Linked DNA regions of Homo sapiens: regions 1 and 3 are each linked to region 2. Evidence: read pairs that join two places in POLR2A ChIA-PET (ENCODE). Cell type or tissue: endothelial cell of umbilical vein. All regions are shown on one strand. Region 1 overlaps APPBP2 (amyloid beta precursor protein binding protein 2). Region 2 overlaps LINC01999 (long intergenic non-protein coding RNA 1999). Region 3 overlaps APPBP2 (amyloid beta precursor protein binding protein 2).

What was found. ChIA-PET counts read pairs that join two places held together with the same protein. Peaks named below come from ENCODE experiments on the same cell type or tissue, not always from the same donor. Only the 100,000 strongest peaks of a DNase experiment are listed, where the experiment ranks them.
Region 1: POLR2A ChIA-PET joins it to region 2 with 5 read pairs; 16 of 35 experiments call an interaction of 5 or more read pairs at or near these places.
Region 3: POLR2A ChIA-PET joins it to region 2 with 5 read pairs; 16 of 35 experiments call an interaction of 5 or more read pairs at or near these places.

Annotation. Positions count from the first base shown.
Region 1 is chr17:60,513,891-60,516,390 of GRCh38, forward strand. All of the region lies in intron 1 of APPBP2 (amyloid beta precursor protein binding protein 2), which reads right to left. It also overlaps the pseudogene LOC107984970. Among named protein-coding and RNA genes, the nearest start is that of APPBP2, 11 kb to the right of the region's middle. In endothelial cell of umbilical vein, no CTCF peak of the experiment used is centred here; no DNase peak of the experiment used is centred here.
Region 2 is chr17:60,572,272-60,574,771 of GRCh38, forward strand. The region is part of intron 2 of LINC01999 (long intergenic non-protein coding RNA 1999); the gene reads left to right. Among named protein-coding and RNA genes, the nearest start is that of LINC01999, 9.0 kb to the left of the region's middle. In endothelial cell of umbilical vein, no CTCF peak of the experiment used is centred here; a DNase peak (open chromatin) is centred at 1,480; H3K27ac peaks cover 2,447 bases.
Region 3 is chr17:60,517,650-60,520,149 of GRCh38, forward strand. All of the region lies in intron 1 of APPBP2 (amyloid beta precursor protein binding protein 2), which reads right to left. It also overlaps the pseudogene LOC107984970. Among named protein-coding and RNA genes, the nearest start is that of APPBP2, 7.3 kb to the right of the region's middle. In endothelial cell of umbilical vein, no CTCF peak of the experiment used is centred here; no DNase peak of the experiment used is centred here.

The DNA of each region.
Region 1 (2,500 bases), 58 kb before region 2:
AAAAAGCAATTGCGATCCTACCCCTGGAGTAAACACCATTAAAATTTTGTTGTGTTCCCCTATATTCTTCTTTCAATGCAAACACATATACATATTTTCCCCACATTAAAAAAAAAAAAAAAAAAAAAACACAGCCAGGCATGGTGGCTCACACCATTATAATCCCAACATTTTGAAAGGCTGTGGCAGGAAGATCACTTGAACCCAGGAGTTCAACACCAGCCTGAACAATGCGGCAAAATCTCATCTCTACAAAAAATACAAAAATTAGCTGAGCATGCAGTACACACCTGTAAGTCCCAGCTACTAGGCAGGATCACTTGAGCCTAGGAGGTGGAGGTTGTAGTAAGTGGTGATTGCACCACTGCATTCCAGCCTGGGTAACAGAGCAAGACCCTGTCTCAAAACAAACAAACAAAAAACCCACAATGGAGGCTAGGCAAGGTGGCTCATACCTATAATACCAGCACTTTAGGAAGCCAAGGCAGGAAGACCGCCTAATGCCAGGAATTCAAGACCAGCCTGGACAACAGAGCCAGACCCCGTTTCTATCAAAAAAACAAAAACAAAACACACACATAAGATGATTCTATTCACACTACTTTGTAACAAACTTTTTATTCTCCCTACTTGCTCTATGTTCTGGCATCTCTAGTATACATAGAATACTCATTCTTTATAAATGCACTATGATATTCCATTCCTGATTAGCATATGGTTGTTTTCAATTTTTGCCATCATAAACAATGCTGCTTATGAACAAACACTGAATATCCTCTAACAGGATTTTCCACACATTCAACAAGTATTCCTGGAAGAAAAATTCTTTAAATTGTATTGTTGGTTAAAGGGTATGAGTGATTTGAATTTTTAAAGCATGACAATCTGACAGGTGAAGGCTGATGTTATTTTAAAACTTTTCTTTTTTTTTGAGGCAGGGTCTCACTCTGTCGCCCAGGCTGGGGTGCAGCAGTGCAATCTCAGCTCATTGCAACTGCCACCTCCCAGGTTCAAGTGATTCTTCTGCCTTAGCCTCCCAAGTAGCTGGGATTACAGGTATCCGCCACCATGCCCAGCTAATTTCTGTATGTTTAGTAGAGACGGGGTTTCACTATGTTGTCCAGGCTGGTGTTGAATTCCTGACCTCAAGTAATCCACCCACCTCGGCCTCCCAAAGTGCTGGGATTACAGGCATCAACCACTGCGCCTGGCCTATTTTAAATTTTTTTTTTTTTTTTTTTTTGAGACAGAGTCTCACCCTGTCACCCAGGATGGAGTGCAGTGGCACGATCTCAGCTCACTGCAACCTCCACCTCCTGGGTTCAAGCAGATCTCCTGCCTCAGCCTTTCAAGTAGCTGGGATTATAGGCACCAGCCACCATGCCTGGCTAATTTTTGTACTTTTAGTAGAGACGGGGTTTCACCATGTTGGCAAGGCTGGTCTCAAACTCCTGAACTCAGGCGATCCACCCACCCTGGCCTTCCAAAGTGCTGGGATTACAGGCATGAGCCACCACGCCCAGCCTATTTTAACATTTTTAAATCAAAGTATAACATGCATACAGAAGAGCGCACAACTCATATTTTAAATGTGAAGCTTGATAAATTTTTCACTTGTAACCAGCATCCAGATAATAACAAAGTATAACCACAATCTCAGAAGGCTCCCCTCATATCTGTCCCTGCATCGTCACTACTGTCCAAGAATAGCGTCTCCTAACTTTCAACAACTAAATTTTGCCTGTTTTGAACTTCATATAAATGAGATCATATATTATACATCCAGTTTCCAAACTGTGCACCAAGGTGCCCTGAGGCCCTGCTAGATATTCTTAATTTGAGAGAAACAACATTCAGCATCTGCAATGCGCTATACCAACTACTAGACTGGTATACTACACTGCTTTCAATGAGATCTTTATGAAGCTGTGTTTTCAGTGGTTGCTGTGATAAAAAGAGTAATATAAAAAGTCAATAAGGAACATCAGATGAAGCTGGGTGCGGTGGCTCACGCCTGTAATCCCAACACTCTGGGAGGCCGAGACAGGCAGATCACTTGAGGTCAGGAGTTGGAGACCAGCTTGGCCAACATGGTGAAAACCCGTCTCTACCAAAAATATAAAAAATTAGCCAGGTGTGGTGGCACGCACCTGTAATCCCAGCTACTGGGGAAGCTGAGGCAGAACTGCTTGAACCCAGAAGGCAGAGGTTGCAGTGAGCAGAGATCATGCCACTGCACTCCTGCCTCGGAGGAAGAGTGAGACTCCCTCTCAAAAAACAAAAACAAAAAAAAAACAAACAAAAAAAACCAGATGAGAGTGGTGGTATCCAATCTGATTCCAAGGTTTGAGACGCTGTACAGTGCCCAATAAACAAACATCCCATTAGTTAATGTGGTTGTCTAAGAATGAAAGTTTTTTCGTTCAATTTTTGTGCATTTTAAGAAACAGATCTTAAGTTGTTAGGACATAAATAATATGAAGTTTTTTGGATCTAACTA
Region 2 (2,500 bases):
AGCCAGAATTGCTTGAACTTGGGAGGAGGAGGTTGCAGTAAGCCGAGATCATACCACTGCACTCCAGTCTGGGCAGTAGAGTGAGACTCCATCTCAAAAAAAGTAAAAAGAAGAGTATACTTATTCACTCCCGATGTTTTATTTGGTTAAGTGGGGTGACATCTATTCCCATTTTTTATCTCTCTATGCTTAATATGCTGTTGCCACACTGGCCTTCTTTCTGTTTCTCAAACAAACCAGCCTATTCCTGTCTTAGGGTGTGTGGAGGAGTTGTTCCTTCTGCCTGGAACACTTTCTTTCTGTGGCTTCACATGACTGGCAGCATCTTGTCATTCAAATCTCAATTCAACTGTCACTTTCTCAAAGAAAACAACCTTGATCACCAAAAGTAGCCACCATATACACACTCCCAACACCGTAACATATTACTTTGTTTTTTTTCTTCATAGCCGGTATAAATTTATCTGGTTAATTTATTGATCACCTATTTCCTCCTCAAAACCTAAGATCCAAGTACAAGTAGGTACTCAACATACATTTGCTGATTAATAAATCTCCTGGGCCAGGCATGGTGGCTCATGCCTGTAATCCCAGCACTTTGGGAGGCCAAGTAGGCAGATCGCTTGAGCCCAGGAGTTTGAGACCAACCTGGGCAACATGGCAAAACCCTGTCTCTACAAAAAATAAAAATTAAAAAATAAGCTGGGGATGGTGGCATATGCCTTTGGTTCCAGCTACTGGGGAGGCAGAGGTAGGAGGATCTCTTGAGCCCAGGAGGCAGAGGTTGCCATAAGCTAAGATCGTGCCACTGCACTCCACCCTGGATTATAGAGTGAGACTCTGTCTCAAAAAGTAATAATAATAAACCCAATAAATCTCCTTTTGCCTGTAAAGAATTGATAATGTTTTCTTGGACTTGTGTGCAAAAATAAATACAGATTTTTAACAGAGACTGCTCAGCTCACCAGTGTCTGGGAAAGGGCAGCCTAGCCTCTCCCTCTACATATATCAAAGGGTTGGAATAGAGCATTCCAAAGAATGATCTAAGTAGAAACCTCTGAAGGAAAATCTCTATGAACATTCCATTTGCCTTATGAGGAGCTTAAAATTTAGCTCCCCACTGAAGAATTTGTTTCACCTTCAGTACTTGGTTAGGCTTGCATTACCTTATCCAATGGCCTCTTTACCTCTTTGGCAAGGTCTAAATTTGTCACAGATGTGGGATTTTTTGTTTTGTTTTTACAAAGTCTAAGTTTGTCACAGATTGTAGGAGTCCAAGTGAGACAAAGTAGAGTTGGGGCTTGGCTTCATTCAGCTCACCCCCAACTAGAGCATTCCCACTGAAATGCTCACACAACTACGTCACTGCTAATAGTCCTTTTACTTAAAGAATTCCAGGAACTGGCCTTGGAGATAATCAAGGTCACAGAGTGTTCCCCCTCAGGAAGGAATGCTGAACAACTGATTTACAGCCTGGTTGCCCTGGCCAGACCACCAGCTGGCCCATTACTCAAGAAAACCATCACAATCAGATATGCTGACCTGCATACCCTACCCATCACGTGTTTTGTCCAGCCCAGCCTGCATACCCTACCCTTGATGTCAATTCTCATGCTTTGCCTACCAAAAAAGCCCTACCAGCTCTTCAGGGAATTCTTTCTTTTGTGCTGCCTCCCTTATGTCTCAGCATAAGCTCCAATGAAGCCTTGTCTGGGAAAGCTCTTTTGGCCTCATGTCAATTTCTTTTGCATTGAGAGCCCAAGAACCCATGGTCAGTAACATAAGGAGACATGACAACTAAATACAATGTGGGATCCTGGATTGGATCCCGGAACAGAAAAAAGATATTAGTAAAAAAACTGATAAGATCTAAATAAGGATTGTCATTTCCTTAAATAAAAAAAAAAAGTAACTATGAAAAATAGAATAGATATAAGACTAAGGTAGGCCATTCCCAGAATCCAGCTTTGAAATACTTTGCCTCCTTATCACAGAATCAAAAGTGCTTCCCAGCCCAGGCGTGGTGGCTTACACCTGTAATCCCAGCACTTTGGGAGGCCAAAGTGGGCGGATCACCTGGGATCAGGAGTTCGAGACCAGACTGGCCAACATGGCAAAACCCCATCTCTACTAAAAATACAAAAAATTAGCCAGGTATGGTGGCAGGCGGCTGTTATCCCAGCTACTCGGGAGGCTGAGGCAGGAGAATTGCTTGAACCCGTGAGGCAGAGGCTGTGGTGAGCCGAGATCGCCCCATTGCCCTCCAGCCTGGGCGACAAGAGTGAGACTCTGTCTCAAAAAAAAAAAAAAAAAAAAAAAACAAAACAAAACAGTGCTTCCCAGAGTTGAGAAACTGTCCCTGCATGAGGAAGAGGATACATGACTTTAAAGAAGTTTCCTACCCATCATCTTTTTTCTTCTCCCCTCCCTCTTTCCCCATTCTTCTCTCTCCCTCTCAAATATATTTTGAATATGTTATGCCTGTATGAGGTATAAAACT
Region 3 (2,500 bases), 55 kb before region 2:
AGTGCTGTCTCACTTTTATCATAATACAGGTGATAGTATATGTGTCAGTCTGTTTCTGGACTGTCGATTTTGATCCATTGGTCTATTTGTCAATCCATGTGCCAATACCATATTACCTTAATTGTTATAGCCAGGTAACAAGTTGAATTCCTCCAGATTTTCTTTCTTCATCGTCATGATTACCTTGCATCTGGCTTTATCTTGTATTTGAATTTGTATTTCAGTTGAGTATCTTTTAATGTTCATTGGCCATTCATATTTCCTCTTCTGTAAACTGGTTTTTGGGACATGAATTAGTTGCCTTAGCTGCCTTTTTCAAACTGATTAGTATTAGATCTTTCTGTATTAGAAAACATGCCCTTCATCTGTCAAATGCTGTCATCTGCATAGTGTTTTTTTAAAGTGTTCTTACAATTTCCTTTTTTTTTTTTTTTTTGAGACAGTCTCATCCTGTCTGCAGTGCAGTAGCATGATCTTGGCTCACTGCAACCTCCGCATCCTGGGCTCAAGCAATTCTGCCAAGTAACTGGCACTACAGGTGTATGTCGCCATGCCTAGCTTATTTTTTATTGTTTTTGGTTGAGACACCATTTTGCCATGTTACCCAGGCTAGTCTTGAACTCTTAGGCTTAAGCAATCTGCCTGCCTCGGCCTCTCAAAGTGCTGGGATTACAGGCATGAGCTACCATGCCCAGCCGTGTGTGCGTGCGTGTGTGTGTGTGTGTGTGTGTGTGTGTGTGTGTGTGTGTGTAAGAGAGAGAGACAGCTAGTCTTGAACTCTTAGGCTTAAACAATCTGCCTGCCTCGGCCTCTCAAAGTGCTGGGATTACAGGCATGAGCTACCATGCCCAGCCGTGTGTGTGTGTGTGTGTGTGTGTGAAAGAGAGAGAGACAGGGTCTCACTCTGGAGGCTGAGAGTGCAGTGTCATGATAACCACTCACTGCAGCCTTGAATCTCCCAGGCCCAAGCGATCCTCCTGAGTAGCTGGGACCGTAGGCATGTGCCACCATGTCTGGCTAATTTTTAATTTTTTTGTAGAGACAGGGTCTCCCTATGTTGCCCAGGCAGGTCTAGAACTCTTAGGCTCAAGCCATCCTCCCACCTTGGCCTCCCAAAGTTCTCAGATTACAAGAGTAAGCCACTGCTCCCTGCTCTACTTTTTAATGCATTCCAACACATCAATTTCTTTTTTTTCCTTCTGGGCTTTGGTTTCATTCTTAGAAATGCCTTCTTCATGCCAAGATGGCATTACAGTGTTGGCAAGGTAAGACAAGAGGTAAAGATAGATTTTAAAATTATTTTTACATTACCTTTTTCCCCCCCTTTGAGACAAGTTCTCACTGTGTTGCCCAGGCTAGTGTGCAGCGGCACAATCACAGCTCACTGAGCGGCCTCGACTTGCCAAGCTTCAAATGATCCTTCCACCTCAGCCTCCCAAGCAACTGGGACCACAGGCATGCACCACCACACCTGAATAAATTTTTTTTTTTCTGGTAAAGACAGTGTCTCCCTATGTTGCCCAGGCTGGTCTCAAACTCTTGGGCTCAAGCAATCCTCCTGCCTTGGTCTCCCAAAGTGCTGGGATTACAGGCATGAGCCACTGCTCCTGGCCACTTATTTTTATAGTGTTTGACATTTTCATGATTTGTACATTACCTTAAAAATAATTTTTTAGGCTAGGCACAGTGACTCACACCTGTAATCCCAGCACATTACGGGGCTGAGGTGGGAAGACTGCTTGAGGCTAAGGTTCAAGACCAGCTTGGGCAACAAAGTGAGATACGGTCGGTCTCTACAAAAAAAAAATTTTTAAGGTTTTTTTTGTTGTTATCTCCTACAGAAAGGAGAAAATTTTTTTTTTAATTAACCAGGTGTGGTGGCAAGCATCTGTAGTCCTAGCTACTCGGGACGATGAGGCAGGAGGATCACTTGGGGCCAAGAGTCCAAGGTTGCAGTGAGATATGATTATGCCACTGCACTACAGCCTGGGAGACAGAAGGAGGACTTGTCTCTTAAAAAAGAAAGAAAAACAATTTCTTTAAAGAAGAAATTTTGGTCATTTCCCACTGCAAAATATTGACCCAATAATTTATTCTGATACTTTTATAATTTTAGTAGCCAAATTTAATTTTTTTTTTTTTTTTTTTTTTTGAGACAAGGTCTCACCCTGTCACCCAGGCTGGAGTACGGTGATGCAATGACAGCTCACTGCAACCTCAGCCTCCTGGGCTCAAGCAATCCTCCTGCCTCAGCCTCCTGAGTAGCTGAGACTACAGGCATGCAACACCACACATGGCTAATTTTTTTCTTTGTTCTAGAGATGGGATCTCACTATGTTGCCCAGGCTGGTCTCGAACTCCTGGACTCAAGCAAAATCCTCCCACCATGGCCCCAAAGTGCTGAGATTACAGACATAAGCCACCATGCCCGGCCATCAGTGTATTTTTTTAAATTCTCAGAAAACTGAATGTTAGTTCAGGCTGTATGTAGCTATACAAC